2 separate regions of the Homo sapiens genome follow, and region 1 is linked to region 2. Evidence: chromatin loops called from intact Hi-C (ENCODE). Cell type or tissue: mammary epithelial cell. All regions are shown on one strand. Each heading gives the region's core, and the rest is flanking DNA. Links, peaks and the distances in the headings are about the cores only. Region 1 overlaps CYP4Z1 (cytochrome P450 family 4 subfamily Z member 1). Region 2 holds the start of CYP4A22-AS1 (CYP4A22 antisense RNA 1).

Region 1 (15,581 bases), core at 4,977-7,476, 68 kb before region 2:
TGTATTCTTCACCTATTGGACAAAATATTCTGTAAATGTCTGGGAGGTACATTTAGTCCAACGTGCAATTTAAATCCAATGTTTCTTTATAAATTAATAAATTTATAAAGAAATTTGTCTAGATGACTCGAATAAAGCTGAGAGTAGGGGGCTGACGTCTCCAACGATTATGGTATGAAAGTGTATCTCTTTAGATCTAACAATATTTGCTTTATATATCTGGGTCCTCCAATGTTGGATGCATACATGTTTAGACTGTTATAGCCTCTTGCTAAACTGATCCCTTTATCATTATATAATAACTTTCTATGTCTTTTTTACTACTTTTTACTTTTTCTCTGATATAAACATAGCTCCTCCTACTCATTTTTGGTTTCTGTTTGCATGGACTATCTTTTTCCATTGCTTTACTTTCAGTCTATATGTGTCTTTACAGGTGAGATGAGCTTCTTGTATACAGCATATAGTTGGGTCATGTTTTTCAATCCATTCAGCCAATGTATACCTTTTAAGTGGAAATTTTAATTCCATTACATTCAAGGTTATTACTGATATGTGATGGCATATTCCTGTCATTTTATTAATTGATTTCTGGTTGTTTTGTATATACTTTGTTCTTTTCTTTCTCCCATCATTTAGCATTGTGGTTAGGTTGTATTCTGTAGTGGTACCATTTGAGCTTTTTCTCTGTCTTGTTTGTGTGTTAGTTCTACCAGTGGTTTTTATATCTTCAAGTATTTTCATTATGGCAGTTATCATTCTGTTACTTCTGGGTATAGGACTCCCTTGAGCATTTCTCATAGGTTAAGGCCAGTGGTGATGAATTCCCTCAGCTTCTGCTTGTTTCTCCTTCATTTATGAAAGATAACTTTGCTGGGAATAGTATCCTTGACTAACCATTGTTTTCTTTCAGCACTTCAAATGTATCATCCCATTCTCTCCTGGCCTGAAAGGCTTCTGCTGAGAAATCTACTGTTAGCCTAATGGAGGTTTCTTTATAAGTGACTAGTGACTAGACACTGTTCTCTTGTTGTTTTTAGCATTTTCTCTTCATCTTTGACTTTTGACAGTTTGACTGTAATACGCTGTAGAGAAGACCTTTTGAATTGTATCTATTTGGGGATTTTTAAGCCTCCAGTATGTGGACGTGTAAATCTCTTATTAGACTTATGAAGTTGTTGTCTATTATTTTATTAAATGGGTTTTCTAACCCTTTTGTTTCCTCTTCACCTTCTGGGACACCAAAAATTTGAATATTTGATCATTTGATGGTGTCTTATATGTCACATAGGCTCTGCTCATTCTTTTTTATTCTTTTTTTAAAAAAATTGTATAACTGGGTTATTTCAAAAGACCTGTCATCAAGGTCTGAGATTCTTTCTTCTGCTTGATCTACTCTAATTGTTGAAGCTTTCAAATGTATTTTGTATTTCATTCAATAAATTTTTCAGCTCCAGAATCTCTGTTCAGTTCCTTTTTTTTTTAAGAGAGAGAGTCTCACTCTGTTACCCAGGCTGGAGTGTAGTGGCATGATCATAGCTCACTGCAGCCTCAAACTCCTGGGCTCAAGCAGTCTTCCTGTTTCAGCCTTCCAAGTAGCTGGGATTACAGGCATGTGCCACCATGCCTGGCTAATTTTTTTTTTTAATAGAGATAGGATCTCACAATGTTGTCCAAGCTGGTCTTGAACTCCTGGCCTCAAGCCATCTTACTGCCTCAGCCTCTCAAAGTGCTGAGGTTACAGGTGTGAGCCATCTTTTTCTATGATATCTATCTCTTTGGTGGATTTCTCACTCATATCCTGAATTTCTTGTCTGACTTCTTTTTAGTGTTTTTCTGCATTCTCTTGTATCTCACCTTCTTCTTTTTTTTTTCTTTTTTTTCTTTTTTTTTTTTTTTTTAGACAGAGTTTTGCTCTTGTTGCCCATGCTGGAGTGCAATGGCACGATCTTGGCTCACTGCATTCTCCACCTCCCGGGTTCAAGCAATTCTCCTGCCTCAGACATTTGAGTAGCTGGGATTACAGGCACATGCCACCACAACCAGCTAAGTTTTTTTATTTTTAGTAGAGATAGGGTTTCACCATGTTGGCCAGGCTGGCCTCAAACTCTTGACCTCAGGTTATCCTCCTGCCTCTGCCTCCCAAAGTGCTGGGATTACAGACATGAGGCACCACACCCAGCCTCAATATTTTGCTTCTTTAGTGTCAATATTTTGAATTCTTTTCCCAGGATTTTGTAAATTTCTTTTTGATTGGGATATGTTGCTGGAAAATTATTGTGTTGTTTTGGAGGTGTCATAGTTCCTTGCTTTTCATGTTTCCTGTGTTCTTACATTGGTATTTGTGCATCTTGTGTAACAGTTGCTTTTTCCAATTTTTTGAATTTGCTTTCATAGGGGAGGACTTTTCCTGAAAATGTATGCATAGTGTTCATTGGGTAGGATGCTTTGGCTTTGATTCTGGGCATGTGCAGTAGTGTAATCGCTGTATGATTTCTTCAACTATAAACAGCATCATTTTTGTCTGTGATTTACTCAGTGGCTTAGCATGTGGTTGTTAGTGGAAGCTGTGGTGAAGTTTTGTTGGGGAATGGGATACATGGGCCAGTCTTCGGGTCCCAGCAGTGGCTACAGTAGGCTGAGCATGCCCGTTCTTGGGCACCAAGGTGATGTATACTAGCACCAGTGTTAGCTACTCCAGGCAGACCAACTCTTTCCAGGTGGCTTGCCTGGGTTCTGGAAATGGCAGTGGTGGGTCAGGTAGGTGGGTGAGCTCTTGCGCACCTAGGCATCAGGCATGTCGGACAACCTGCTTGATACTAAGCAGTCCACGCTGGTATTGGTGGTGGCGGTGATGGGCTGAGCAGGCCAGTCCCCAGCCCGCAGTTGACACATGTGGGTGGATACCAGCTGTGGTGGTAGCAGCAGATTGAGTGAGCCCAACCTCAGACCCCAGGAGAAGTGCTCAGGTGCCAATGATAGACTGGGCAGGGCAGTCTCTAGGGCCCTAGACAGCATGCTCAGGTACTGGGAGGAGTGGAGCCAGCCTGAGCAGATCTGCCCTCAGACCCCCTAGTAGTGTATGCAGGTGCTGGCTATGGTAGGCAGGGACAGGGTGATCCCCAGGCTGCTACAAGAATGCTCAGATGAGAATGGCAGCAGCTGAGCTATGGCCCTGCTACTGGAGAGGGAGGGGCTGGGGCTGCTTTTTTTTTTGAGGCGGAGTTTTGCTCTTGTTGCCCAGGCTGGAGTGCAATGGCACGATCTAGGCTCACCACAAGGGAGGCGCTGCTTTCATTTGGAGCAGCCATAAGCAAAAGGCTTTTGTGGGATGAGGGTGACTCATGATTTGCTAGCACCTTGGCCCTTGCAGCTACAGTTACAGGCAGTGGAATTTGTCCTCAGGGTGCATGAAAATGTGTGCCCACCCCTCTGCTGGGGGTGATAGGGTCACTGGCAGTGGCTCCCACCTTGGCACCAGCAGCAGCAGCCACAGCAGCTGTGGTGGGGAATGTCACTGGGGCTTCAGGGATGTGGAGATGTAGAGGCTGTTGAACCCCAAGGCAAGACACAGTCTGATGGAGGCTGAGCTCTCCAGATGATGCCACACTGCAGCTGCTGAGGACTCAGGGGTTTGTGGGACCCAGTGTGAGCTCTCTCTCTGGAGTAATGTCTTCATGCAATCTCCAGCCGGCTCCTTATGTTAGTCTCAGGGCCTGCAAAGGTTAGTGGGCTCTTCCATAGCTAGTATTGTAGGAGTCCGTGGTGGGAACGTGGATCACTGGAGGGCTCTCACTTATTCTTTTCCCAAATTAAAGAGCTTCTCCAGACTCCCAGTTGATCCCCGCCAAACAGGCTGCCTCACTTCCCTCTCCTTCCTTGCTTTTGGTGCTTTCCATCACTTCTCTGTTGAATTCCAGCGTTCTCCCTTAGATGATCTATTTGAAGTGTAATTATCTACTTGCTATGTTGGTTCCTGTCTGTGGAAGAGGCGAGTACCAGATGCCGCTAGTCAGCCATCTTAGAGCCACATCCCTATTTTATATTTTTTTACAATTCTAAAGAGGCAGAAATACTTATTCATTCATAGAAGAGGCACTCTGGATATAAATACAGTCCATGTCTCTACCAAATTTTCACAGATGTGTGATACTGGTCACAGGAGCCCTGGAATAAGTATGTCTCAGGATAAGAGCCCTATATCTGCGGGGGGGGGAGAATCACTTACAGTTACATGTGAAAAGTGGTAAGTGTTAACATTTAGCTTTTCCTAAGACATACTTGATACATCTGAAGTCCTCCTTTGGGTAAAGAACAAAATCATTCTCAGTTACAAAAATGGAGAAAAGCTGGGCTTTCAGTGCAATGCCTAAGTGACTACTCCTCCTTTTCCTTTCCTCCTGTGCTTCTACCCAGGGAACACCTGAGCCAGATGCCTTACACCACGATGTGCATCAAGGAATGCCTCCGCCTCTACGCACCGGTAGTAAACATATCCCGGTTACTCGACAAACCCATCACCTTTCCAGATGGACGCTCCTTACCTGCAGGTCTTAAAACTTTTTTTTTTTTTTTTAACAATGCAGCTGTGCTGGATTGAAATGTCTTAACATACTCATGTCTTTAACAGTTATTTATCCTTAGACTCTGTGGAACCTAGGGCCATTCTTATTTCCCAGAGAGGGAGAAAGAGGATAGAGCTCTCAGGACTATCCAAACAGGCACAGGATTATCAAGGTGCAAAGGTACAGAATCCTGCCATATGGACTGAGGGTTGGGTGAGGGGGCCTTCGTGAAGCATCACGGCTTTAATGCTGAAACTTAAAGGACTAGATTTATATCAGCAAAGATGAGAGAGGCAGTACTGTGGGCAGAGAGAAGAGCAGACACAAAGCAGCAGGCAGCCTGCCTTCTCCCTTCCCTCACGCACACCGGCAGGGCATGTCACTGGAGCAATTGCTGTAATCCACAGACTCCAGGATTCACAGAGGGAAATTGTGGGACTATACCTGGAGCCATGATGTAGCCAGATCATAGAGTTTTCTGAAGGCCAACCTTTGTGTTCAGTCTTTCTCAATCAAGCAGCAGACAGATTTAAGACGTCTAAGCTGGGTGGCATGATTATAGTTATTTTTTAGAAAGATTAATACATTGGTGGAATGCAAGATGGATTGAAAGGCAACATTAGAGACATAAAGGAATGAGCCAGAATTTATCTTTGACCTATGTCGAGATGTGTTTCTACAACTTCCTCCAATTTAACCGTCTTTCAAATATTGGATTTGATTGGGCAATCTAATTAAATGTAGCAATATTTAATTGCTACTGTGCTACCATAGTTGCCCAATAGCAATTAAATATTTGTTTCCTACAAAATCAACTTTACTATTGTAATAACAAAAACAAAAACTATTTAGTACTTACTAGGGACTAAGCATTGTTCCATATGTTTTGCATGTGTTAACTCATTTTATCCACCCATCCTCCTGCCCCCCAGTTCTGCTGTGGAAATACTAGTGTTATGCACATTTTAGACAAACAGGAACAAAAAGGTAAAACTTCATCTCTGGTAAATGGTGGAACTAGGACTTGAACCCAAGTAGTGGGACTCTAGAGTCTGCGCTCGTAACTACTACACTAAAGCAACAACTTAAGCTTTCTCTGGGATCTCTCCAGAGAAAGATCTTTGCTATCATGGGGATCTTTGCAATCATCTAGTATCTAAAGAAGTTTCCTCTTTTTAATTCAGTGTTATTTTTCACATGGTATTTATTGTAATATTTATTACCTACATAATATTGCATCCATACACATAATATTCCGCCCACCTAGTTGCTCCAACAAAACAGCTCAGAGTCAACTTTTACTACCTTTTCCCTTAATCTTGCATTTCAATAATACCTAAATCCTGTCAATAAGCTCTGGTTTTTTTCAACATCAATAAAATGATGATTTATTGCTGCCTTCCAACACAAGAAAATTATTTTCTCTACTTCCATTCTAGATCACCTAAGCCCTGTAATCCACAGAATCTTAAAATCCCCCGACCCATACAAAAGCTACATGTTGAAAATGTGAGAATCAGCATGCCTTCTAATTTTTCCCATTCAGGTCCTTTCTGTTTCATGTTCCTTTCACTTTCCTGATCTTGTGGCTTTTGCAGCTGCTGCGGGTAACTTTCTGGGCTTCAGACAATGCTGTTGAGATCCGCATGGATGTTGGTGGAAGAGCTGGCTCCACCCGGCTGACTCAGTTTTAGGCTACTTATACGTCATCTCTGGTCTCCTGCAGTCTCTGCCCTTTCCTCCAAGTGCCTTCAAGGGCTGCACCTTAATCTCCCTCAAGCTACAATGAAGGGACAGGAAGTGCACACGCAGAGTTGCCTTCACCTCACTTTACATTCCTTTCCGCCACACCTTCTTGCCCTCCAGAGCTTTCAGGCCTTCACTGCACCTCACGTGCTCATCTGTCTCATTTCCTGTTACCCTGCTTTCCTTCCTGCCCCTCTCATACACACAGGCACTCCACAACTTCACTTTCTTCACCCCAGGCTTGGATGCCTGGATTCATCACTCCAACTTCCCCTTTGGCAATGCCGTCAACTTCCTTGAATATTTTCCCTTTCTCTACTGTCACTCATCAGTAATTCAACCAGCATTAAATTCCTCTATACGCTTTCTCTGCCCTGCTAATGGGCCCTTGAATGCAGCTATAGCACAACAAAGCATGTGCAAATGGATGCCTCATATCCGCCAGACCCACCTCTTCCCCTGTATTACCCAGAAATCCTGTTTATTTCTAAAAAGAAACATGTTTATGATGCCTGCTTTCTCTCCCACACCTCACAGTATCACTTACACATTGTCATCACTCTCTACCTGTGCCTGTGCCATGGTCCCATTCACTCTTGGCAAAAGACCTACTACATTATGTGTGCCCTTCTCTTCATTTGCTGGCCCAACAAGTGCATATTAAACATTTGCTCTAGGCACTTTGCTTTGTTCTGAGCATACTATGATGTGCAAAATGTCCAAAAGAAAGCATGTCATCTACCTCCTTCCCCTAAACCTATTCCTCCTCCTGGATTGCTACATTAATGAATGGCACCACTGTCTGTGAGTAATTTTAAGTGAGAAAGATAGAAGTCATCCTCACACCTCCACCATCTTCCTTACCCAGACAGTATCCAAGTCCTAGAATATCAGCTATTTCCTTCTCAACAACCTTGCTTCCATGGTCTCAGTTATTGCCTTTGTCAATCTTCAAATGCCAGAGTCCCCTAAGTTTTATATTTCCATACTTAGGTATCTACAAACCAATCTACTTATAAAAGATAAATCATAAGTCTAGGTAAATTCTAAGTTCCAACTCAAGAAAGCCACTTGGGTGATTCTGTTGCCACTTGTCCCTCCTAAGATCCTACTTATACACATACACTGAAATGCAAAAAGAAATAATCCCATAAAAGTGAAAAGAATGGAAGGAAGGTATTTAACAAACAAAAAGAGAGAGAGAGATTTTAATGAATTTATGAAATTAAAAAAGAAGGTAGGATTGGGCTGCCAAATTAAACAAGAAGAGAAATTCCCAGTTTTAAAAGGCAATGAGAGGGTGGCTGCAGAAAGACTTGCAGAGAGTAGAGGGTGGCTCTACTTTTTAATCCCATAGAAAAGGTTTAGAAATTGTGGTCTTAATAAGCTTAGTAAGGCTGAGCTACTTTAGGAAAAGTGTATATTAATCACCTAAAAGAAATAGTCAATCCTAAAAATTATATTTTATCTTTTAAAAGTTAACTTTTAATTTAGAGCCTAGGGTACAATTAAAGACTCTTTATTCTGGCAGAGAAAAGGGGATGTCCACTCTGCTGACAGATTGTGACTCAAATGATACACAGATTCCTGGGAGAGCAGTCATTTTTTCTGGACAATGCAGATCCCTTTTCACTAATCTTATTAAGAGATATTTTGAGCCTTGCTCAGAATTACCTAGATTTGTGGAACAAAGAAATTGGAGTTAGGAAGACAGATTTAGAGAGAGGATGAAGATAAAATCAGATCAGTTGCAGGCAGTCATTAATCTGCTTTTCATAAGTTTTTTTCCAGGGAATCTTCACTGACATTGAGTTAGAGTCATTGAGGTGTTTTCAGATTTTCTACATGGCCAAAAAAAAAAAAAAAGATGACAAACCACCAAAAGTTATGAATTCTATTTCCTTTTTGCCCTAAGGCTCCATGGAGATTTAAGACCTCAATAAAGTAGGAAATTTTCAAATTATGTCTTTTTCTGACGTATTCTTGGTTTAAATATGTAATTTTGTTAGATAATGTGCATGCTTTTTTATTATAATGAATATGCTCATAAGGTGTCAGTGTGATTCTCTGGATTAATAAAACCCATGCCAGAAAAACAAAAACAACAGATTCCCTCAATAGCCAATAACAGACCTATCAATGGCCTAGTATGTGCCATGAATCTGATGGTCCAGTAAGCCTCAGTGGAGAGGGACATGGCCCAAAAAAATGGGTGTTCCATGAAATCCCCTAAATAATTCACAATCACTAAATAGAACAAAACACAATGGGTTTTGTGCCACTCATGGGAGAGATCCATGGCAATCAACTAGACACTGGCTGTAAGCTAGAGCAAGCAGAAACTCCTAAGAAAGACAATAACAGACTTAGGAAATCAAAAATATCTCATCTGAGGACACTGGCATGTGCCTGTAATCCCAGCTACTCAGGAGGCTGAGGTGGGAGGATCACTTTAGCCTGGGAGTTTGAGGCTGCAGCAAACTATAATCACACCACTTCCCTCCAGCCTGGGCAACATAGTGAGACCTTGTCTCAAAAAAATTTTTTCATTGACCATGATTTGAGACTCACCCAAAGGAGCTAATAATTGATGAGCCTGTGAATCATACTTCTTAGGTATTAGCTACTACTGAACTTCAATGGGCAGTCTGTTCTGATGATCTTGGTGAGACTTCCAGAAACCATTTAAAAGAGAACAAGGCTTCTGGAACCAAAAATTGAAAAATGAAAGAATGTGTACTGCCAGGATATAAACCTAATCCAACCATAGAGGTTAGACCCTATGATTGAGGCTTGGGAGAGTTAAATAACATTGGGTTTTTGAAGCTCTAAACTTCAAAATCTCTGACCCATGTTAAGAAAGCAAATTTCTTGAATGTCCTTGATTAGCTAGCAATATGTGGATTAATCACTTAGGAAGAATTCGTTAACGGTGACCTGGCCATTTGTTTTTTGAAAGTGATCTTTGCTGTGTGGATGCAGCACTGTTATGGTGTTCCAGTTGCCATTCTAACCCAAATTAGGTCTTTACCTCAGTCAGTAAGCTAGCTGGCCATGTCAGGATTGGTGAAGTTCAAAAATTAGTCTTCATAATGTTAAAAGCCACAATTCATCATGAACATAAGACAGCTATTGATACCTACCTATGTATCAAGTTACACATCTGCAATTTTTTTTTTTTGATGGAGTCTTGCTCTGTTGCCCAGGCTGGAGTGCAATGGTGCAATCTCTGCTCCCTGCAAACTCTGCCTCCCAGATTCAAGCAATTCTCCTGCCTCCACCTCCCAAGTAGCTGGAACTACAGGCGCATGTCACCACGCCTGGCTAATTTTTTGTATTTTTAGTGGAGACGGGGTTTCACCGTGTTAGCCACGATGGTCTCAGTCTCCTGACCTTGTGATCCACCCGCCTGGGCCTTTCAAAGTGCTGGGACTACAGGGGTGAGCCACTGTGCCCAGCCCTGCAATTTTTTAAAGCAAACTATAGGAAATGAAAAGGAAAACAGTCAAAGGCACCCTACTAACAGATTTTAACTGCCTTTCAAAGACCTACGCAAACCAAACAAATAAAGTATACAGACGATCTAAACAATGTAATTAATAAGATAGACTTTATGCGTACAATATTAAACTTTTTCCCCACTAATAGAGGACAGACTTTCCTTTTAAGTACACCAGCAACATTGCTTAAAGTTGACTGTATACTAGACCACAATAAAAAAACTTAATTACTAAAAGAGAAACATTACAAAATAGTGTTCTTTAAATGAAGACAATAAAAATGGAAATTAGCAACAAAAATTTTTCAAAAAGTTTCATTCATCTGGAGTTTTTTGTTTAATCCATTAAAAACTCTTGGGCTAAAGCAAAATTACAAAATCAAATCATGACCCTGAAAACTCTACATATGAGAATTAATGGTTTGCCACTAAAGCAGCATTCATTCAGAAGAGAAGCTATAATAGTAAATGCGAAATATTTTTATTAATAAAAGAATTAAATTAAACATTGACGTCGAAAACAACTGGAAATAAATCAGTTGGGGAAAGAATAAAAGAGTAAACTAAAAGGAAACAGGTGAATTAACAAAGGCGAAAGCAAAAGGTAATGGTATGGAAAGCAGAACGGTTGCAAAACTAGTCAAAAAACACAATAGCCAGTGGGGGAGGGGCTGGTCAACAAAGAGACACACCACGAACTAATATTACACAAGTGTATGCACAGAGACTTGAAAAACCAGGAAAAAAACTAGATAATTGTATAATACATAATTTACTAAAACTGATGCTGGTAGAGATAAATAGTCTAAGCATGCCAATTTTCACAGGACTAGAGAAAAATTGTAGAGCCCCTGAAAAGGAACCAGACCTATGCAGTTTTTCACAAATTTTTTCAAACCTGTAAAGACCATATAATCCCAGTAATACTTAAAGTTGTCCAGAGCATAGAAAAATAAAAACTTAGAAAGTTATTTAAGGAAGTATCACATTGATAACAAACCTACTAAAAATTGAACAAAAATATATTTAGATAAAAATCACTTATGTATATAAGTACAAAAATTTTAAATAAAATATTAGTACACATAATCCAATAGCTCATTGAAATAAATGTATTGGCTGGGCAGGTGGCTCATGCCTGTAATCCGAACACTTTGTGAGGTCAAGGTGGGAGGATCGCTTGAGTCTGGGCAACACAAGACCCCATCTCTACAAAAAGATAAAATAAAATAAAACAGTGCATCATGGCCAAGTAAGTAGGTCATATTCCAAAACTGAAAAGATTGTTCAATATTAGGAATCCATTAATATAATTTATTACATTTATAGGTTTCAGGAGAAACCCATATCATCTCCACCCTGATCAATGGATATTCCATAACATGATAAAATATTACTTCAGTGCCATATTGGCACTATATCCCATATGGTTCTATGGCTCCAAAGTATAATACAATCTCCCAAGTAGCTGACTAGGAAAGGAAAAAAAAAAAAGACAATACTCTCACTCTCTGCTTAAACTTCTCAGTGATCCATAATGGTTTCAACCTAAAATCCTTAGCATGACCTCTTTCCCATTTTAAGGTACAAGCCCAGCCAACCTCCACAGGCTGATCTATGGACACTTTGCTCCCTGAATCCTGTTATACAACCTCCCAGTCACCCAAATTTCTCATGCTTTCTCAAGTATTAAAGCTTGGCTTCATGCTTTTTTATCTGCCTCAAATTCCTTTCTGAACATTCTTCTCTTTACCTGGTTTTCCCCTACCGATTTCATTATACTCAGCTCAGCATGCCTCGCCTGGGCCTTTTCTCTTGCATACATCCAAAGGCTCTATACATGAGGTTCCCCTCTCAATTCCCCAAGCATCCTAGGCTTCCTTCTGACTTATTACCATGTGTTGCAATTGCCTGTCTCTTCCAATGGACTGTGAGCTCCTTGAAGGCTAGAGTAGATCTCACTGATCTTCACAGCACCCATTTAAGTGTCATCATAACAGACGCTTCTTAAATGGTTAACGAAATTATGATTGTAGAATTCTTTCCTTGGTTATGAAATCTATGAATAGATGTGAAAGAATCTTTGCTCGTATTTTATTGAGGATCACAAGCATTCTTATACACCAATAACAGGCAAACAGAGAGCCAAATCATGAGCGAACTCCCATTCACAATTGCTTCAAGGAGAATAAAATATCTAGGAATCCAACTTACAAGGGATGTGAAGGACCTCTTCAAGGAGAACTACAAACCGCTGCTCAATGAAATAAAAGAGGATACAAACAAATGGAAGAACATTCCATGCTCCTGGGTAGGAAGAATCAATATCGTGAAAATGGCCATACTGCCCAAGGTAATTTATAGTTTCAATGCCATCCCTATCAAGCTACCAATGACTTTCTTCACAGAATTGGAAAAAACTACTTTAAAGTTCATATGGCACCAAAAAAGAGTCCGCATCGCCAAGTCAATCCTAAGCCAAAAGAACAAAGCTGGAGGCATCATGCTACCTGACTTCAAACTATACTACAAGGCTACAGTAACCAAAACAGCATGGTACTGGTACCAAAACAGAGATATAGATCAATGGAACAGAACAGAGCCCTCAGAAATAATGCCGCATATCTACAACTATCTGATCTTTGACAACCTGACAAAAACAAGAAATGGGGAAACGATTCCCTTTTTAATAAATGGTGCTAGGAAAGCTGGCTAGCCATATGCAGAAAGCTGAAACTGGATCCCTTCCTTACACCTTATACAAAAATTAATTCAAGATGGATTAAAGACTTAAATGTTAGACCTAAAACCATAAAAACCCTAGAAGAAAACCTAGGCAATACCATTCAGGACATAGGCATGGGCAAGGACTTCATGTCTAAAACACCAAAAGCAATGGCAACAAAAGCCAAAATTGACAAATGGGATCTTATTAAACTAAAGAGCTTCTGCACAGCAAAAGAAATTACCATCAGAGTGAACAGGCAACCTACAGAATGGGAGAAAATTTTTGCAATCTCCTCATCTGACAAAGGGCTAACATCCAGAATCTACAATGAACTCAAACAAATTTACAAGAAAAAAACAAACAACCCCATCAACAAGAAGGTGAAGGATATGAACAGACACTTCTCAAAAGAAGACATTTATGCAGCCAACAGACACATGAAAAAATGCTCATCATCACTGGCCATCAGAGAAATGCAAATCAAAACCACAATGAGATACCATCTCACACCAGTTAGAAAGGCGATCATTAAAAAGTCAGGAAACAACAGGTGCTGGAGAGGATGTGGAGAAATAGGGACACTTTTACACTGTTGGTGGGACTGTAAACTAGTTCAACCATTGTGGAAGTCAGTGTGGCGATTTCTCAGGGATCTAGAACTAGAAATACCATTTGACCCAGCCATCCCATTACTAGGTATATACCCAAAGGATTATAAATCGTGCCGCTATAAAGACACATGCACACGTATGTTTATTGTGGCACTATTCACAATAGCAAAGACTTGGAACCAACCCAAATGTCCAACAATGATAGACTGGATTAAGAAAATGTGGCTCATATACACTATGGAATACTATGCAGCCATAAAAAATGATGAGTTCATGTCCTTTGTAGGGACACGGATGAAGCTGGAAACCATCATTCTCAGCAAACTATCGCAAGGACAAAAAACCAAACGCCGCATGTTCTCACTCATAGGTGGGAATTGAGCAGTGAGAACACATTGACACAGGAAGGGGAACATCACACACCAGAGCCTGTTGTGGGGTGGAGGGAGGGGGGATGGATAGCATTAGGAGATATACCTAATGTTAAATGACGAGTTAATGGGTGCAGCACACCAACATGGCACATGTATACATATGTAACAAACCTTCATGTTGTGCATATGTACCCTAAAACTTAAAGTATAATTTTAAAAAAAAAGTAAAAGAGAAAAAAAAAAAGACAGAATCTTCGCTCATGCACTTACCTGCTTTTTCTTCTGTTTACTCAGGAATAACTGTGTTTATCAATATTTGGGCTCTTCACCACAACCCCTATTTCTGGGAAGACCCTCAGGTATGATTGTCCCAACTGCACCCAGTGGCATCTAAGATAGCACCAAGAGGGAAGAGAAGCATCTTCACAGTTGAGAGAGCAGTTAGGATAACGATCTGTCATTTAGAAAAGAACAAAACAGAACAAAAACCCTATGCTTTTAAGAGAAAACTACATTTGCATTTATAATCATCACCAGAGTTCCATGATGATGCCTTATCAACAGAAGCATATCATCCCCTGGGAAGTAGAGGGGTGTGATTAGTCAACTGACACTGCACTGTTTAACCACCTTGCTCTCTGCTTTCATTCATGTCTGTAGTCAATCTAGTCACAGACTTGTGAAGTGTATTGCAAATCTCTTGTTACTGGTCATAATTAAAGTAGCAAGATTATGGACTCTTTGCTTTTTTTAAGATTTGAGCATATTTGAAGTTAGTCTCTAGGAATATCACTCTCCTTCACACTCAGTGCTAACCTGAGAGTGAAAGGGAGAGGGGGCCTGGGAGAGAACAAGCACACTCCTGGGCTGCAAACCAGCGCTCAGACCAACCCCACAGCCCAGGAGATACTAATCGGCAGCCTCTCACAGAGACTTTCGGGCAGAAGCTGAACAACTTCAGCTTGTGACTTCAGCTTGTGAATTGCCACCCCTTTTTTCTTTGCCCAAGTCACTGGCTCAGTCCATTTGGAAACCAAGACAAATAGAAAAGATAATAATTTGATGCTTTGCCCATTTTTATATGACAGAGGCACGGGTTTACTGTGAAGGGAAAATAATGAAGTCACTATTTGCTCAAGTCAGATTGTCTGGATGATTTGCTGCTGCTTCTTACTATCGGGGCCTGTTTAATCTATCACTAGGTTATATAGCCTCTGCTTTCTTGGGATATATTTTCAGTGGTAGGCTTTTGGGGAACATCAAGCAGGACTTGTAGTCTCCAGACATTGTAAGTTCCTAAAATTAGCTTTGGAATTCTGTTAACAATATCTATGGATTTCGTTTTTGTTTTTGTTTTTGTTTTTTGTGGGGGTGGGCTGGAGGGATTAGGACTGGGATCTTCACTCTCATTACAGGTCTTTAACCCCTTGAGATTCTCCAGGGAAAATTCTGAAAAAATACATCCCTATGCCTTCATACCATTCTCAGCTGGATTAAGGTAAAGACTCAAGCTGGTGAACTTGATGGAAATGTGTAATAGTGCTTACCTGACAAGTGCTTCTTCCCTTCAGGCCCTCAGTTAGCTGACACTGCTGTTGCTCCCCATTATTTTACCTGGCTTGTCTTCTCTTGTGACCAGTGCATTTAGTTGGTACCCTTTTGAGCCCCCAAAGGGACCGGTTAATGTTACAAAGAACAACTCTGGTCCTTGGCATATGGGTGTGAATTGATGAAGGCCATCCTCATGACAGGCCCAAAGACTACACTTAAACTTGCAATGGACAAGCATTGGGAATGCCATCTTGTTATAGGAACAAGGCAACATTGGCACCTCCCAGCTCTTGTTCCTACAGAGAGCAATGTTGTTCTAAAGTCCAAGTTTCCCTTTGGTTTGGTATGAGAGACACCCGATTTACCAAATGACAACACAATCCACTGAGTATGCCAGGTTATTGTTCTTATGCCTAAGGCTTCAACTGCACAGCCTCTAAATAATAGTAAGAAGTAGCTTTTCCTTATCATGATATAAGGAAGGTTTTCAAGTTACGTGGACCTTGC
Region 2 (15,581 bases), core at 6,999-9,498:
GCTGAAAACCAAGGCACAAGAACTACATGACGAATGCACAAGCCTCAGTAGCCAATTCAATCAACTGGAAGAAAGGGTATCAGTGATGGAAGATCAAATTAATGAAATGAAATGACGAGAGAAGTTTAGAGAAAAAAGAATAAAAAGAAACAAAAAAAGCCTCCAAGAAATATGGGACTCTGTGAAAAGACCAAATCTACGTCTGATTGGTGTACCTGAAAGTGACGGGGAGAATGGAACCAAGTTGGAAAACATTCTGCAGGATATTATCCAGGAGAACTTCCCCAATCTAGCAAAGCAGGCCAACATTCAAATTCAGGAAATACAGAGAATGCCACAAAGATACTCCTCGAGAAGAGCAACTCCAAGACACATAATTGTCAGATTCACTAAAGTTGAAATGAAGGAAAAAATGTTAATGGCAGCCAGAGAGAAAGGTCAGGTTACCCACAAAGGGAAGCCCATCAGACTAACAGCTGATCTCTTGGCAGTAACTCTACAAGCCAGAAGAGAGTGGGGGCCAATATTCAACATTCTTAAAGAAAAGAATTTTCAACCCAGAATTTCATATCCAGCCAAACTAAGCTTCATAAGTGAAGGAGAAATAAAATACTTTACAGACAAGCAAATGCTGAGAGATTTTGTCACCACCAGGCCTCACCTAAAAGAGCTCCTGAAGGAAGCACTAAACATGGAAAGGAACAACCGGTACCAGCCACTGCAAAAACATGCCAATTTGTAAAGACCATCGAGGCTAGGAAGAAACTGCATCAACTAACAAGCAAAATAACCAGCTAACATCATAATGACAGGATCAAATTCACACATAACAATATTAACCTTAAATGTAATGGGCTAAATGTCCCAATTAAAAGACACAGACTGTCAAATTGGATAAAGAGTCAAGACCCATCAGTGTGCTGTATTCAGGAAACCCATCTCACGTGCAGAGACACACATAGGTTCAAAATAAAGGGATGGAGGAAGATCTACCAAGCAAATGGAAAGCAAAAAAATGCAGGGGTCGCAATCCTAGTCTCTGATAAAACAGACTTTAAACCAACAAAGATCAAAAGAGACAAAGAAGGCCATTACATAATGGTAAAGGGATCAATTCAACAAGAAGAACTAACTATCCTAAATATATATGCACCCAATACAGGAGCACCCAGATTCATAAAGCAAGTCCTTAGAGACCTACAAAGAGACTTAGATTCCCACACAATAATAATGGGAGACTTTAACACCCCACTGTCAACATTAGACACATCAACGAGACAGAAAGTTAATGAGGATATCCAGGATTGAACTCAGCTCTGCACCAAGTGGTTCTAATAGACATCTACAGAACTCTCCACCCCAAATCAACAGAATATACATTCTTCACAGCACCACACCACACTTATTCCAAAATTGACCACATAGTTGGAAGTAAAGCACTCCTCAGCAAATGTAAAAGAACAGAAATTATAACAAACTGTCTCTCAGACCACAGTGCAATCAAACTAGAACTCAGAATTAAGAAACTCATTCAAAACCGCTCAGCTACATGGAAACTGAACAACCTGCTCCTGAATGACTACTGGGTACATAACGAAATGAAGGCAGAAATAAAGATGTTCTTTGAAACCAACGAGAACAAAGACACAACATATCGGAATCTCTGGGACACATTCAAAGCAGTGTGTAGAGGGAAATTTATAGCAATAAATGCCCACAAGAGAAAGCAGGAAAGATCTAAAATTGACACCCTAACATCACAATTAAAAGAACTAGAGAAGCAAGAGCAAACACATTCAAAAGCTAGCAGAAGGCAAGAAATAACTAAGATCAGAGCAGAACTGAAGGAAATAGAGATACAAAAAAACCCTTCAAAAAATCAATGAATCCAGGAGCTGGTTTCTTGAAAAGATCAACAAAATTGATAGACCGCTAGCAAGACTAATAAAGAAGAAAAGAGAGAAAAATCAAATAGACGCAATAAAAAATGATAAAGGGGATATCACCACCGATCCCACAGAAATACAAACTACCATCAGAGAATACTATAAACACCCCTATGAAAATAAACTAGAAAATCTAGAAGAAATGGGTAAATTCCTGGACACATACACCCACCCAAGACTAAACCATGAAGAAGCTGAATCTCTGAATAGACCAATAACAGGCTCTGAAATTGAGGCAATAATTAATAGCTTACCAACCAAAAAAAGTCCAAGACCAGATGGATTCACAGCCAAATTCTACCAGAGGTACAAGGAGGAGCTGGTACCATTCCTTCTGAAACTATTCCAATCGATAGAAAAAGAGGGAATCCTCCCTAACTCATTTTATGAGGCCAGCATCATCCTGATACTAAAGCCTGGCAGAGACACAACAAAAAAAAGAGAATTTTAGACCAATATCCCTGATGAACATCGATGCAAAAATCCTCAATAAAATACTGGCAAACAGAATCTAGCAGCACATCAAAAAGCTTATCCACCATGATCAAGTGGGCTTCATCCCTGGGATGCAAGGATGGTTCAACATACGCAAATCAATAAACATAATCCAGCATATAAACAGAACCAACGACAAAACCATATGATTATCTCAATAGATGCAGAAAAGGCCTTTGACAAAATTCAACAACGCTTCATGCTAAAACCTCTCAATAAATTAGGTATTGATGGGACGTATCTCAAAATATTAAAAGCTGTTTATGACAAACCCACAGCCAATATCATACTGAATGGGCAAAACCTGGAAGCATTCCCTTTGAAAACTGGCACAAGACAGGGATGCCCTCTCTCAGCACTCCTATTTAACATAGTGTTGGAAGTTCTGGCCAGGGCAATCAGGCAGGAGAAGGAAATAAAGGGTATTCAATTAGGAAAAGAGGATGTCAAATTGTCCCTGTTTGCAGATGACATGACTGTATATTGAGAAAACCCCATCGTCTCAGCCCAAAATCTCCTTAAGCTAATAGGCAACTTCAGCAAAGTCTCAGGATACAAAATCAATGTGCGAAAATCACAAGCATTCTTGTACACCAATAACAGACAAACAGAGAGCCAAATCATGAGTGAACTCCCATTCACAATTGCTTCAAAGAGAATAAAATACCTAGGAATCCAAATTACAAGGGATGTGAAGGACCTCTTCAAGGGGAACTACAAACCACTGCTCAATGAAATAAAAGAGGATACAAACAAATGGAAGAATATTCCATGCTCATGGGTAGGAAGAATCAATATCGTGAAAATGGCCATACTGCCCAAGGTAATTTATAGATTCAATACCATCCCCATCAAGCTACCAATGACTTTCTTCACAGAATTGGAAAAAACTACTTTAAAGTTCATATGGAACCAAAAAACAGCCCACATTGCCAAGTCAATCCTAAGCCAAAAGAATAAAGCTGGAGGCATCATGCTACCTGACTTCAAACTATACTACAAGGCTGTAATAACCAAAACAGCATGGTACTGGTACCAAAACAGAGATATAGACCAATGGAACAGAACAGAGCCCTCAGAAATAATGCCACATATCTACAACCATCTGATCTTTGACAAACCTGACAAAAACAAGAAATGGGGAAAGGATTCCCTATTTAATAAATGGTGCTGGGAAAACTGGCTAGCCATATGTAGAAAGCTGAAACTGGATCCCTTCCTTACACCTTATACAAAAATTAATTCAAGATGGATTAAAGACTTAAACGTTAGACCTAAAACCATAAAAACCCTAAAAGAAAACCTAGGCAATACCATTCAGGACATAGGCATGGGCAAGGACTTCAATGTCTAAAACACCAAAAGCAATGGCAACAAAAGCCAAAATTGACAAATGGGATCTTATTAAATGAAAGAGCTTCTGCACAGCAAAAGAAACTACCATCAGAGTGAAAAGGCAACCTACAAAATGGGAGAAAATTTTTGCAATCTACTCATCTGACAAAGTGCTATATCCAGAATCTACAATGAACTCAAACAAATTTACAAGAAAAAAACAAACAACCCCATCAAAAAGTGGGCAAAGGATATGAACAGACACTTCTCAAAAGAAGACATTTAGGCAGCCAACAGACACATGAAAAAATGCTCATCATCCCTGGCCATCAGAGAAATGCAATTCAAAAGCACAATGAGATACCATCTCACACCAGTTAGAATGGCAATCATTAAAAAGTCAGGAAACAACAGGTGCTGGAGAGGATGTGGAGAAATAGGAACACTTTTACACTGTTGGTGGGACTGTAAACTAGTTCATCCATTGTGGAAGACAGTGTGGTGATTCCTCAAGGATCTAGAAGTAGAAATACCATTTGACCCAGCCATCCCATTACTGGGTATATACCCAAAGGATTATAAATCATGCTGCTATAAAGACACATGCACACGTATGTTTATTGCAGCACTATTCACAATAGCAAAGACTTGGAACCAACCCAAATGTCCAACAATGATAGACTGGATTAAGAAAATGTGGCACATATACACCAGGGAATACTATGCAGCCATAAAAAAGGATGAGTTCATGTCCTTTGTAGGAACACGGATGAAGCTGGAAACCATCATTCTCAGCAAACTATCACAAGGACAAAAAACCAAACACCGCATGTTCTCACTCATAGGTGGGAATTGAACAGTGAGAACACATGGACACAGGAAGGGGAACATCACACACCGGGGCCTGTTGTGGGGTGGGGGGAGGGGGGAGGGATAGCATTAGGAGATATACCTAATGTTAAATGACGAGTTAATGGGTGCAGCACACGAACATGGCACATGTATACGTATGTAACTAACCTGCACGTTGTGCACATGTACCCTAAAACTTAAACTATAATAAAAAATATATGTATATATATATAAATAAATTAAAAATAAAATAAAAATTACAGAATTCCCATTTCACTCTTTTTATAGATGGAACTCTTTGATGAGATGCTCCATCTTTCTCTCTATTTTCTAAAACATATTAATCATGGCTATTTTAATATTTCTGTCTGAATACTCAATATCTGTTTCTCCTATGGGATTATTTCTGTTGTCTGCTTTGGTTTTTCTTTGGCTTTTGGTGAATGGGTCATCATGCCTACTGATTTCTTATTAAATGCTGAGCATTGTGTGTGAGAGATCATAGAGACTCTGGTTGGTGTTACCTTTAGCTAAAGAGGGTCAAGTTATCTTCTGGCAGTCACACAGAATACTGTCAGAGCCCCACAGTGTGGTCCATAGGACGTAGGCAGTTTGGACACAGGATTTCCTTTTGATGTTTGCAAATTGCTTTGCTTTACAGTAGTTGTAATTATACTGTACATTTATTTTGTTCAATTTCTCTCTATGTCACAGCCCAAACAAGCACTAAAAGGCACCCATAGAGGTTGGAGTTTCAGGCATATGTAAGGAAAAGGGCCAGTAGACACTGATGAGCATTTTTGTGATGTGATTTTCATCTCTTTCCAGGACAAATGGAAGAAGACCATTGCTGATGCACATCTGAAATCTTCTGAACACATTTCCCAGTGACCCCGAACACTATTATGAAGTATACCTTCAGTCACAAGGTAGTCATTCAGGCTGCTCTCACAAAATACCACAGAATGGATCACTTATAAGCAACAGAAATGTAGTACTCACAGTTCTGGAGGCTGGACATCTGAGATGAGGGTGCAGCATGGTCAGGTGCTGGTGAGGGCTCTCTTCAGCATAGTATTCACAGTTCTGGAGGCTGAACGTCTAAGATGAGGGTGCAGCATGGTCAGGTTGGTCAGGTGCTGATGAGGGCTCTCTTCAGCATAGTACTCACAGTTCTGGAGGCTGGATGTCTGAAATTAGGGTGCAGCGTGGTCAGGTGCTGGTGAGGGCTCTCTTCGGGGCTGCAGACTGCTGTCCTCTCGCTGTGTCCTCACACGGCAGAAAGAGAGCAAGAGAGCTTGCTGGGGTCCCTTTTATAAGGGCACTAATCTCATTCATGAGGGCTCCATCCTCATGACCTAATTTTTTCCAAAAGGCCCCACCTTCTAATAACATCACACTGGGGGCTAAGATTTAAACACATGAATTTGAGGGGGACACATACATTCAGTCTATAACACCAGGGCAGTGCCCAAGTGAACAGGTTATGAGTAAAGGACAAGAAGTAAACTCATTCGCCACCAGTCATTTCATCCGTTAGTATGCTGCTCCACCTCTTCTCTTCCGGAACCCTTAGACTCCTGCCCAGAAGTGGTGTCTAACATTACCAAACTCATCCACCCTTGCCAGAATACTTTCCTGCATCACAACGACCTGGTTTACAAATTCAGCCATCAGAGCTTCCATTTTAATAAAGATTGCCAGGTCGCCATGACCACACAGTTTTGTCTTGGGCTTTGCATTGCCTGAGACCTCTATAAAACAACCAACTGCCTAAGACACAAACCCTGGTGATGGGTGCTTTCACTGTGGTGGTTGGACAAAATACGGCATAGAGATAGTCCTCAAGAAATGAATGGTAGCTGAACTTGAGGCAGGGCAAGGCCAGTTCTAGCATCCCGAACACCTGACTTCTAGCCAGGGTTCTATCTGCCCTCACATCTCCCCAAGGATCCATCAATGGCCACTCCACTCAGACCCCCAGCCTGGGCAGACTCCCCTCTATGCACTGGTAATGGGGGAGTTCCTGGTCCAGTATTGATCTTCTCATCAGTTTTCACATTCAGTCCATAACACCAGGGCAGTGCCCAACTGAACAGGTAAAGGACAAAAAGTAAACTTCACATTCATGGGACGATCAATGCTGAACCAGTAACTATATAAGTTCTGCCATCTTGTGGCTGTTCAAGATATTGCAAGCAGGCCGGGCGCGGTGGTTCACATCTGTAATCCCAGCATTTTGGGAGGCCAAGGGGGGGCGGATCACAAGGTCAGGAGTTCCAGACCAGCCTGGCCAACACAGTGAAACCCCATCTCTACTAAAAATACAAAAATTAGCCGGGCATAGTGCCGTGCGCCTGTAATCCCAGCTACTCGGGAAGCTGAGGCAGGAGAATTGCTTGAACCCGGGAGGCGGAGGTTGCGGTGAGCAGAGATCGCACCACTGCACTCCAGCCTGGGTGACAGAGAAAGACTTCATCTCAAAAAAAAAAAAAAAAAAAAGATATTGCAACCAATACAGAGAACAGGAACTGGTATTACATATGGAGAAAGCAATAAACTTTGGGAACAAGTTTTTGGAAAGTGTTCAGCCTCTGTTAGTCCACCATCACCCCCACGCCCCTCCACACACACTGTTTACACTGTGGTGGAATTGATTAAGTGTAGATGGATTCAACCCTTAAGGAAAACAATAGAAAGCATGTACCTTACAAGAGCCTCGGAAATGCTCATATTCTTTGATAGAGTGATTGGATCTTCATCTCCTGAGAGTCGGTCCTATAAAAAATAGTCATTGCTTCAGGACATTGATGTAAGTGGCACAAGGACCAGGGTCAAGCAGGCAAAGACAGAGGCAGAGACTAGAGATCCATGAGGAGTGGCCAGAAACAAGTGCCCTTACCCCCAGCCCAAGCCAGGACAGGAACTGGACTAGAGTAAAAGAGGACCAGGAGCACAGCCAGCCAGGATGCTTGGTAGGGGTTCAGGGAAGGGGGAGGCTGAGCCTATGCTTTCCAGGCAGATGGGAGCCATCTGGGCTCAGCTGAACCATCAGCCAAGCCTGGGCTCACCCAGCCCAGCTGGGTTGCAAACTAAATCTAGACTCTAACCAAATTGCAGACTCTTTCTAGACCCTACCCTACCAAGTAAAGAATGACCTTTGAGAAGAGGTAAAACTATGTTTAAGACCCTCAGCTGGGTGAGGTAACAGGGGTGAACATAGAGTGGACAATGGCTAGTGGGCAATGGGAATGGGCAATGATTGACAGGCAGCTGGCTGTGCACGGCAACCATGGGTCTAAAGCATGCTAGGTCTTATGCTAGGGCTTTACATTGGATGGTCACCACAGATAAAAGGAGATCCTGAGACCCGGGGAGGCTAAGTGATGTAAGCAGCTGAGCTAGTATTGACTAACCCACATTCATTCATTCAGCAAACACTGAGTACTTGTTCAATGCAGGCACTATGCCAGTTTTCGTGGGGACATCCCGTCCTCCAAGAGCTGAGGGTGAGATGTAGTAAAAGATGTCAGGGAGACGCCCCGAAGACGGTGAGGCTAGCAGAAGGAAAAACATGAACAACACGGGCATGGAGATGTGTGGTGAGGGAGGGGAGGGGAGGCAGAAGTTCCAGCAGTAGTGTTGGCAGCACTGGAAAGGGAGAAGGAGGTGGAGTCATCTAGTGGCTGCTCGAGATATTGCAGGCAAGGAAAGGAAAATCACGATGGCTGTCATTCACTGAGCATACTGCATGCTTTCTTTACATCCATTTACTCTTCACCACAACCTCATAAGATGGGCCTCATTTTATCCCTAATTTGCATATTCAGTCCCTGATATACCCTCGTTGGGGTACATCCCACTAATATAAAATTGGCAGGATGGGATTTGCTCAGGGAAATTTGGCTTCAAGCTCATGCACATAGCCACTAGGCTACACCTGCCTTGAGTTTAGATTCCTCTCGCAGATGTGAATGGCTGTATTCCAGCAGGAAAGGTCTCCCTAGCTGCAGTGTAGAGGAAAACTTGGGGGTAAAAATAAAAACAAGGGAGCAGGCAGCTGCAAACATCAGGCAAGATCGAGGCTTGAACCTGGAGGGAGATGTGTTGGAAAGAACCTGGAGGGAGATATGTTGGAAAGTGAAACTCAGGGACTGAGGGAGAGGGGGATTCTGGGTGACTCCCCTATCTCTGGTCTGGGTGAATGGATGCCACTTACAGGAACAGAGGACTCAGGTTGGTGAAAGATCAAGAATTCCATTTTGGACCTGAGGTACCTGTGGAGCTGTGCAGGAGGGAGTGGAGCTGAAGGCGCTGATCTAGAAGTTGATACTTTACTGGAAGCAGTGTAACTGAGTGCAAGGGATAAGGTCTCCATGTCAACACATAGCTCTCGGAGACCTCCTATATTCCAGGACACTTGCACATTGCAATAAAGAGGTGTATGTGGTCTTTGCCTCACAAAGTTCAGAGTTCACAATCTTGTTCAGAGAGATGGGCGGCATGACCAGGGTGAGCCTGCAGGCTCACAGAAGCTTGATGAGCTGAGGGCAGGTGGTCAGGAACAGCTTCCCAGATAAAATGGTGATCATCCTATTATACTGAGAGCGGAAGAATCAGATAGACCATCTTACCTTTCAACAGGGAGCCGGACAATAGTGTTTTTGGTGACAACAGTCTCAGCAGAGTGTTGGGGAGAGCGACAAGGCTATAGGTGCTGAGTAGTGAGTGGGAAGGATGGAGGTGGACACAGCAAATGCCACCACTCCTCTTAGATGCTTGACAGGGTCCCTCCCCACTTTCCCACATGCATGTTTCCAAATGGACTGCATGCTCTGCAAAGGCAAACACTGTTGGCTTCTTTATCTCCCCATTTCACACACACACACACACACACACACACACACACACACACACACACCCCAAAGAGAACCCTATGCTGGGGTAGAATTTGCAATAGATTTAAAGTCAAAAGGCCAGGGTTCAATGCCACTAGCTGGCTATGTGACCTTGGGCAAATCACTTTTCTCTCTCTGAGTCTGCATTTTTTTCCTCTAAAACTTGGGCTCAGTTGTAATCACCTGGTAGGATCATTGTGAGGCTCCAATCAGAAAGTGTCTTACACATCATACAGTAGCCCTCAGATTCAATGTAGAAAACAGCACCAGCAAATGTAAATTAGTACAACCATTGTGGAAGACAGTGTGGTGATTCCTCAAAGACCTAGAACCAGAAATAGCATTTGACCTAGCAATCCCATTGCTGGGTGTGTACCCAAAGGAATAAATCATTATATTATAAAGATACATGTGGCTGGGTGTGGTTGCTCATGCCTGTAATCCCAGCACTTTGGGAAGCTCAGGAGGGTGGATCATCTGAGGATAGGAGTTCGAGACCAGCCTGAACAACATGGTAAAACCCCGTCTCTACTAAAAATACAAAAAAACAAAAAAATTAGCCGGGTGTGGTGGCAGGCACCTGTAGTCCCAGCTACTCGGGAGGCTGAGGCACGAGAATTGCTTGAACCCGGGAGGAGGAGGTTGCAGTGAGCAGAGATTGCACCATTGCACTCCAGCCTGGGTGAGGGAGTAAGACTCCATCTCAAAAAAAATAAAAAAATAATGATACATGCAAGCATATGTTCATTGCAGCACTATTCACAGTAGCAAAGACATGGAATCAACCCAAATGCCCATAAATGATAGACTAGATAAGGAAAATATGGTACATATATACCATGGAATACTATGCAGACATAAAAAGGAATGAGATCATGTACTTTGCAGGGACATGGATGGAGCTGGAGGCCATTATCCTCAGCAAAGTAACACAGGAACAGAAAACCAAACACTGCATACTCTCACTTAAAAGTGGGATCTTTTAAGTGAACAAAAAAGAGGGGAACAACATACAGTGGGGCCTGTTGGGGCAGGGGTGGGGAGAGCATCAGGATAAATAGCTAATGCATGCTGGGCTTAATATCTAGGTGATGGGTTGACAGTTGCAGCAAACCACCATGTTTTTACCTATGTAACAAACCTGTACATCCTGCACATGTAGCCTGGAACTTAAAATAAAATTAAATTAAAATTAAAAAGAAAACAGCACCACCACCATCAAGGAAAGCCTGTTCCCAACCTCCAATTCCAGCTCACTAGCTCAGCCTGTCTCATTCCCCTTTTTCTCTCTCCCCTCTCCTCCCTGCCCCTTTCCTCACTTTGCCCCCACCTGTCCTCACCATCCCACCCCATACCTCCAAGCTCACAGCTAGAACTGACCAAAGGCCCAGTTATTTATTTACAAAGTCCATGTCCAGAACTGTACCAGCCTCAGCGGTGTGGAATAAACTGGTGTGGCCAGGTCCATTGTGCTGATGCCTCAAGAGATCCAGGCTGGTACAGATGGGTCTGGCACATTCTGTACCTGCCAGCCAAGCAGAGCATCCAGCTTACTTCTCACTCGACTCCTTACATAACGCTCGTCGGGTACTCTCCATTCCTTGGGCTTAAATTCCATAGTGTAATATTAGTAAACCAGGCTAAATGATCCTAAGGATCTTGCTAGCTCTGACGCACCGTGATCTTGCATCCAATTCAGTTCACTCTGTAATAAATAATCATAATAACAATAGTAATTTTCCAAATAGCTAACAGTTATTGTGTACTGTATGCTAAGCACTATTCTATGTATTTCATGTGAATGTTTAACATTCATAACACCACTTATCATGTAGACATCATTTACTGCCCTAATTTACAGTGAACTGGAGCTCCGAGAGTCACGTTGATTTAACCACAGTCCCAGGCTACCAAGTGTCCAAGCTGTGCTGCTTCCAAGCTGCCTGACCCAGACCTGAGCTCTTAACCTCTCAATGGGCATCCAGGTCGAAAGCAGAATCTCTGGCTCAAGTGCCGACTGCCCAGCTGTTTCAGAACTCCACCATGCACCCAACTGCTCCTCCAGGACTTCCCTACGGATGTGTTGCAGGCTCTGAAACGTCACACATCCACGCCGCATCCTCATCCCACACATGCTCCTGCTTGTCCCTGGCATCTGCCATTCTCAGTGCCATTCACTAGCCTATATGATGCCTTCGAATCAGAGGAAGTTACCTCTCCCTCCAGGGATACGGGCCCACACCTGGTCTCAGGGACCCTTTAGTGGAGGCACAGTCTATATAGCCCAGAGCAGTGCCCCTGATGCCATCGTCTTCCAATTTGCTCAGAGCAGACACTGGGATTCATCCTTAATATCTCTCTCTTCTCTCTCTCTCTCTCTCTCTCTCTCTCGCGGAGGCCCCACTGCCCTTGCATTCCACAGGAAGTCCCAGTTGCTGGCATGACCTGAGAGGTTCCTGGGACCACGCCATGGAAATGCGTCCGGTCCCAGTGTGACGGGGAAGAGCCGCGCCTGAAGCTCAACTTCCGAGGCTCTCATCAATCTACGCTTCCTTTGGAGCGTGCAGCCACCAGGTGGCAGCCGAGGCCACGGGCAGACAGAAAAGCTCCCGAAACTGAAGGACTGCCAGGCAGCAGAGTTCCGGAGGGCTCCCAGGACCTTCAACCAGAAAGAGACAGAGCATATGCGCATATGTATGTCTGAGCCCGTGCACGGAGGAGGAGTATGAACAGACACCGCGGGACAGATGGCTGGAGTTTAGTCCCTTCCTTCGGGGCTCTTCACCACTCCTTGGGCTTCCCTTCTCCTGTCCAGCCCTGTCCTGGGTGCACAGAGAGGGAAGTCACTCCATTCCTGCCCTTGAGGAGCTCCCAGACCCAGGGCAGGAGCAGGATGCAGACAAGTAGACAGCACCCTGGGGTGGGTGGAGTGAGTGGGGCAGGTGGGGCGGGTGCAAAGAGAGGGAGGAGCAGGGGCTGAAGTTGCCCGGAGGAAGTGCTGAACCCAGGAGTGGGGAAAGGAGCATCTGGGAAGAAATGGCATCTACGCTGATCATGGAGGGCTTTCTGGCAAGTCTCAGGAGCAATAATAACACGGATGTCATCTCTGTTTCCTCCCAGCAGCCCTGCAAGGAATGTACTATAGAGCCAATTTTACCGGCAAAGGAATGGAAGATCTGAAAGGCTAGGCGATCCCACAAGCATCGAGGAGCAGGCTGGAATTTGAACCAATCGGCATGATTCCCAAGCTCAAGCTTTTGGCCACCCCTGCACTGCCAGGGACAAAAAAAAAAAAAAAAAAAAACCCTGGGAGGAGAGCCAAGCTAGGGAGTCAAGACCCTCCAGCCAGGTCTGGATGGGAGGCAGGTGCCTCCACCCTGGTCCCAGAGCAAGTTCTGCTGGCTTCAGCCACCTGACTTCCCTGTGAAGGTGGGTAGAGGCCAGAGCAGACTGTGTGTGATTCTGGCCCCAGCCCCAGCACCTCTACCCCCACCTTTACTACCCCTAGGCTGCGGGAAGAGGCTTTGCCCAGCAATAGTCCTGATCTAATGGATCCTTGAAGCACAATAAACAGATAGTATTTCTGCATGTGTCACTCTGAGTATGACGGCAGTAATCTTGAAACTCCCCTTGACCACCTGGCACTCTGGAGACGGAACTCCACAGCCTGTTTTCAAAGCCAACTCCTGGCTGGAAGTTCCTCTTCAAGTCTAAATGAAGTAAGCAGTGCTGCAGTCTTCCCTCAACTGTGCAGTTGCTGGGTGGAGGCTTTTCTTTTCTGCCTGAGTTTGGGTATAACCTATAATGTAACCCTATGAAACTTACATGTTTTAGGTGGGAGAGGGGAAAACAAGGTGCAAGCCCTGTTCCAGGAAGAGCAAAAATGTCCTCAACAGTAAGAGGACATTCTGGGCTGAGAGCCAGGGCTTGAGGCAGCCTGCAATCCTGGCAGATAGCTGGTGGAAGGGACCACAGAGAGATGATACCACACACAGAAGTGAGACCAATGAGATCGTGGGAACTGCCCGGCCAAGGGTTGACATCAAGGAAGCTTAGGAGGCAGGGGACAGCTGGGAAGGGGACAACCAAGAGAACCAGCTGGAAACTGAAAAGGGATGCAAGAGAGAAAGAGGAGGTGGGCACTGAGCTCAGGTGGAGGAGGAGAAAGGCAAACAGGAGAGAGAGAGGCAGAGGATGAGACAAAAACAGAGGTGGAGAGACTGAGAAACAGGGAGACAGAGATGGATGGAGGCTGGGAGAGACAAAGAGGAGACAGGCCTGGGCAGGAGAGGTCCTACGTGGGGAGAAAAGGTTGGGAAGAGAGCAGGAAAGAGAGAAGGAGCACAGGTGTCTGGAGGTTCCCACCAGGCCCAGCCCACCCCTCCTGCAGGCTGGGTCTCTCCCTTGTCTGCCAATCACGAAGCTCAGGATCCCCTCCCTCAGGGCTGGGGGTGGAGAGCTCGCCTCCAGCCCCGCCCTAGTCCAGAGGCTCCCCCTCCCCAGGCCCTGGGAGGCTGCCCCTGGGACTGGCTGTGCAGCGATAGATGGTGGGGGCCCAGCTGGTGCGTTATCAGCCTTCTCCAGGAGCGCGCCTGAGCCACTCCGTGGCTGCCAGTCTGAGATTAGGCCCCCGGAGGGTCATTAAGCGCCACCCTGGCCCGGGCCCAGCCTCCTTTCCCTCCCCGATCTGGCCAGGCTGGCAGGTGGGAATGAGCGATAAGGATTGGGGGTCTCAGCAGTTCTGGGGCCAGCAGCTCCCTGCTCCCAGCACTCCCCTCTGGATCAGGGCAGGAACATGGGGTGAGGGTGAAGGGCTGTAAGGTCAGTGCCGGCCCAGCCCCTGCAGGAGCCCCTAGGGTTCCCACTCTCCTAGATCTGCCCATATTGAGCAAGACAGAATGAGAAGGGGGCCAAGGAGGCTCTTGGAGAGGCCTCAGACAGCTGCTGGGGAGCAAGGTGAGCCCAGGCAGAAGCAGGCTTCTCCTGGCAAAACCTCACAGGTGTGAGGGGCTGGGATTCACTTGCTGCAGGGAGACAGGGATGGTGGCTCTGCCTTCTGGCCCTGGCAGGCTGGTGGAGTGACCTGACTCGAACCCACTCCCACCCCCCAGGGACAACTGAGGGCAGAGCTGGGAGGAAATGTGGCCTCGTGCAAGGAGAATCGGATCCGGCAGTCAGAAGCTTCCCACCAGGAGACAGGAAAGGAAGAGGGGACTGTTTGTGCCTTAGCAGAGGCCTGACCCTCTAGGAACCTCTGTCTCTCCTTCAGTGAGTGGAGAAGCTGGGCTGGCTGCTGGCCTGGCTTTGCCCTCTGGTCTAATCAAGGAAGACTTCCCAGAAGAGGAGGAACCTTGGTTGGGTCAAGAAAAAACAATGCGCAGAGTTTAAACTGGCAGAGGTGGGGTGAAAAGGCATGAGTCACAGGCAGCCACGTAAGCAAAAGCCTAGAGTAGAAATCACAAGCCACAGTTCATTAAGCCGAAGCCCAGAGAGGGGAGGTGACTTGTCTCAAGACACGCAGAAAAGCAAGGATAGGCCTGGAGCAAAGCCGCTGCTCCCCGACCCACAGGCCTCTTCCCTCTGCTGCAGGCTGCATCCTAAACCCAATGAGGTGAGAAGAGATGATTCCCATTTAAGATGAGTCTTCCCCAGTGGTACTTGGTGAAGCCTTGGAATAGCAAAACAATGGCCATAACATAAAGCAAGGGGGCTGTGACAGGTTGAGACAAGTGGCAGAGGGAGACCTTTGGGACAAGGTGGATGGCCTCCTACCTTCTGGCCCCACTTCTCTGGATCTGGGAATTATCCTGGATGAGTCTCTCAGGTTATCACCCTGGACAGAGACAGAAGCTGTTCGCATAAGGCCAACAGTCACAGAGGTGAGGGGCCTCCAGGTTCAGCCAGCCAGGCAAGGCATGCCTCCCCTCTCCCCTGCTCCTACTAGGACCCAGTTTCCTGATCCTCCCTTCCCAACCCTGACTCCCACCCCAGGACTGGGCATTGGGAGGGCAGGCATAGGCAAGGACTGGGCTCTCCTCCAGCTCTGCCGTGAGAC

The links. Peaks named below come from ENCODE experiments on the same cell type or tissue, not always from the same donor. Only the 100,000 strongest peaks of a DNase experiment are listed, where the experiment ranks them.
Region 1: a loop joins it to region 2, with 3 times the contacts of the local background. A loop is called at or near these places in 7 of 110 quality-filtered maps.

What each region holds. Positions count from the first base shown.
Region 1 is chr1:47,101,712-47,117,292 of GRCh38, forward strand. CYP4Z1 (cytochrome P450 family 4 subfamily Z member 1) reads left to right here. Exons shown (of 12, transcript NM_178134.3): 9 at 4,417-4,550; 10 at 13,818-13,882; 11 at 14,939-15,021. The region is part of intron 5 of CYP4A22-AS1 (CYP4A22 antisense RNA 1); the gene reads right to left. Among named protein-coding and RNA genes, the nearest start is that of CYP4A22, 28 kb to the right of the region's middle. RefSeq lists enhancers at 2,403-3,123, 6,130-6,739, 11,298-11,840. In mammary epithelial cell, for the core only: no CTCF peak of the experiment used is centred there; DNase peaks (open chromatin) are centred at 6,220 and 6,488; H3K27ac peaks cover 2,205 bases.
Region 2 is chr1:47,167,219-47,182,799 of GRCh38, forward strand. It overlaps CYP4A22-AS1 (CYP4A22 antisense RNA 1), which reads right to left and starts at 12,405. Exons shown (of 6, transcript NR_199717.1): 1 at 11,972-12,405; 2 at 10,907-11,231; 3 at 9,710-9,851; 4 at 7,336-7,406; 5 at 5,631-5,818. LINC00853 (long intergenic non-protein coding RNA 853) reads left to right here and starts at 12,032. Exons shown (of 2, transcript NR_047498.1): 1 at 12,032-12,220; 2 at 12,650-13,121. RefSeq lists a silencer at 6,659-6,953, enhancers at 11,903-12,404, 14,030-14,174 and a cis regulatory region at 14,093-14,110. In mammary epithelial cell, for the core only: a CTCF peak has its summit at 8,315 (motif pointing left); a DNase peak (open chromatin) is centred at 8,183.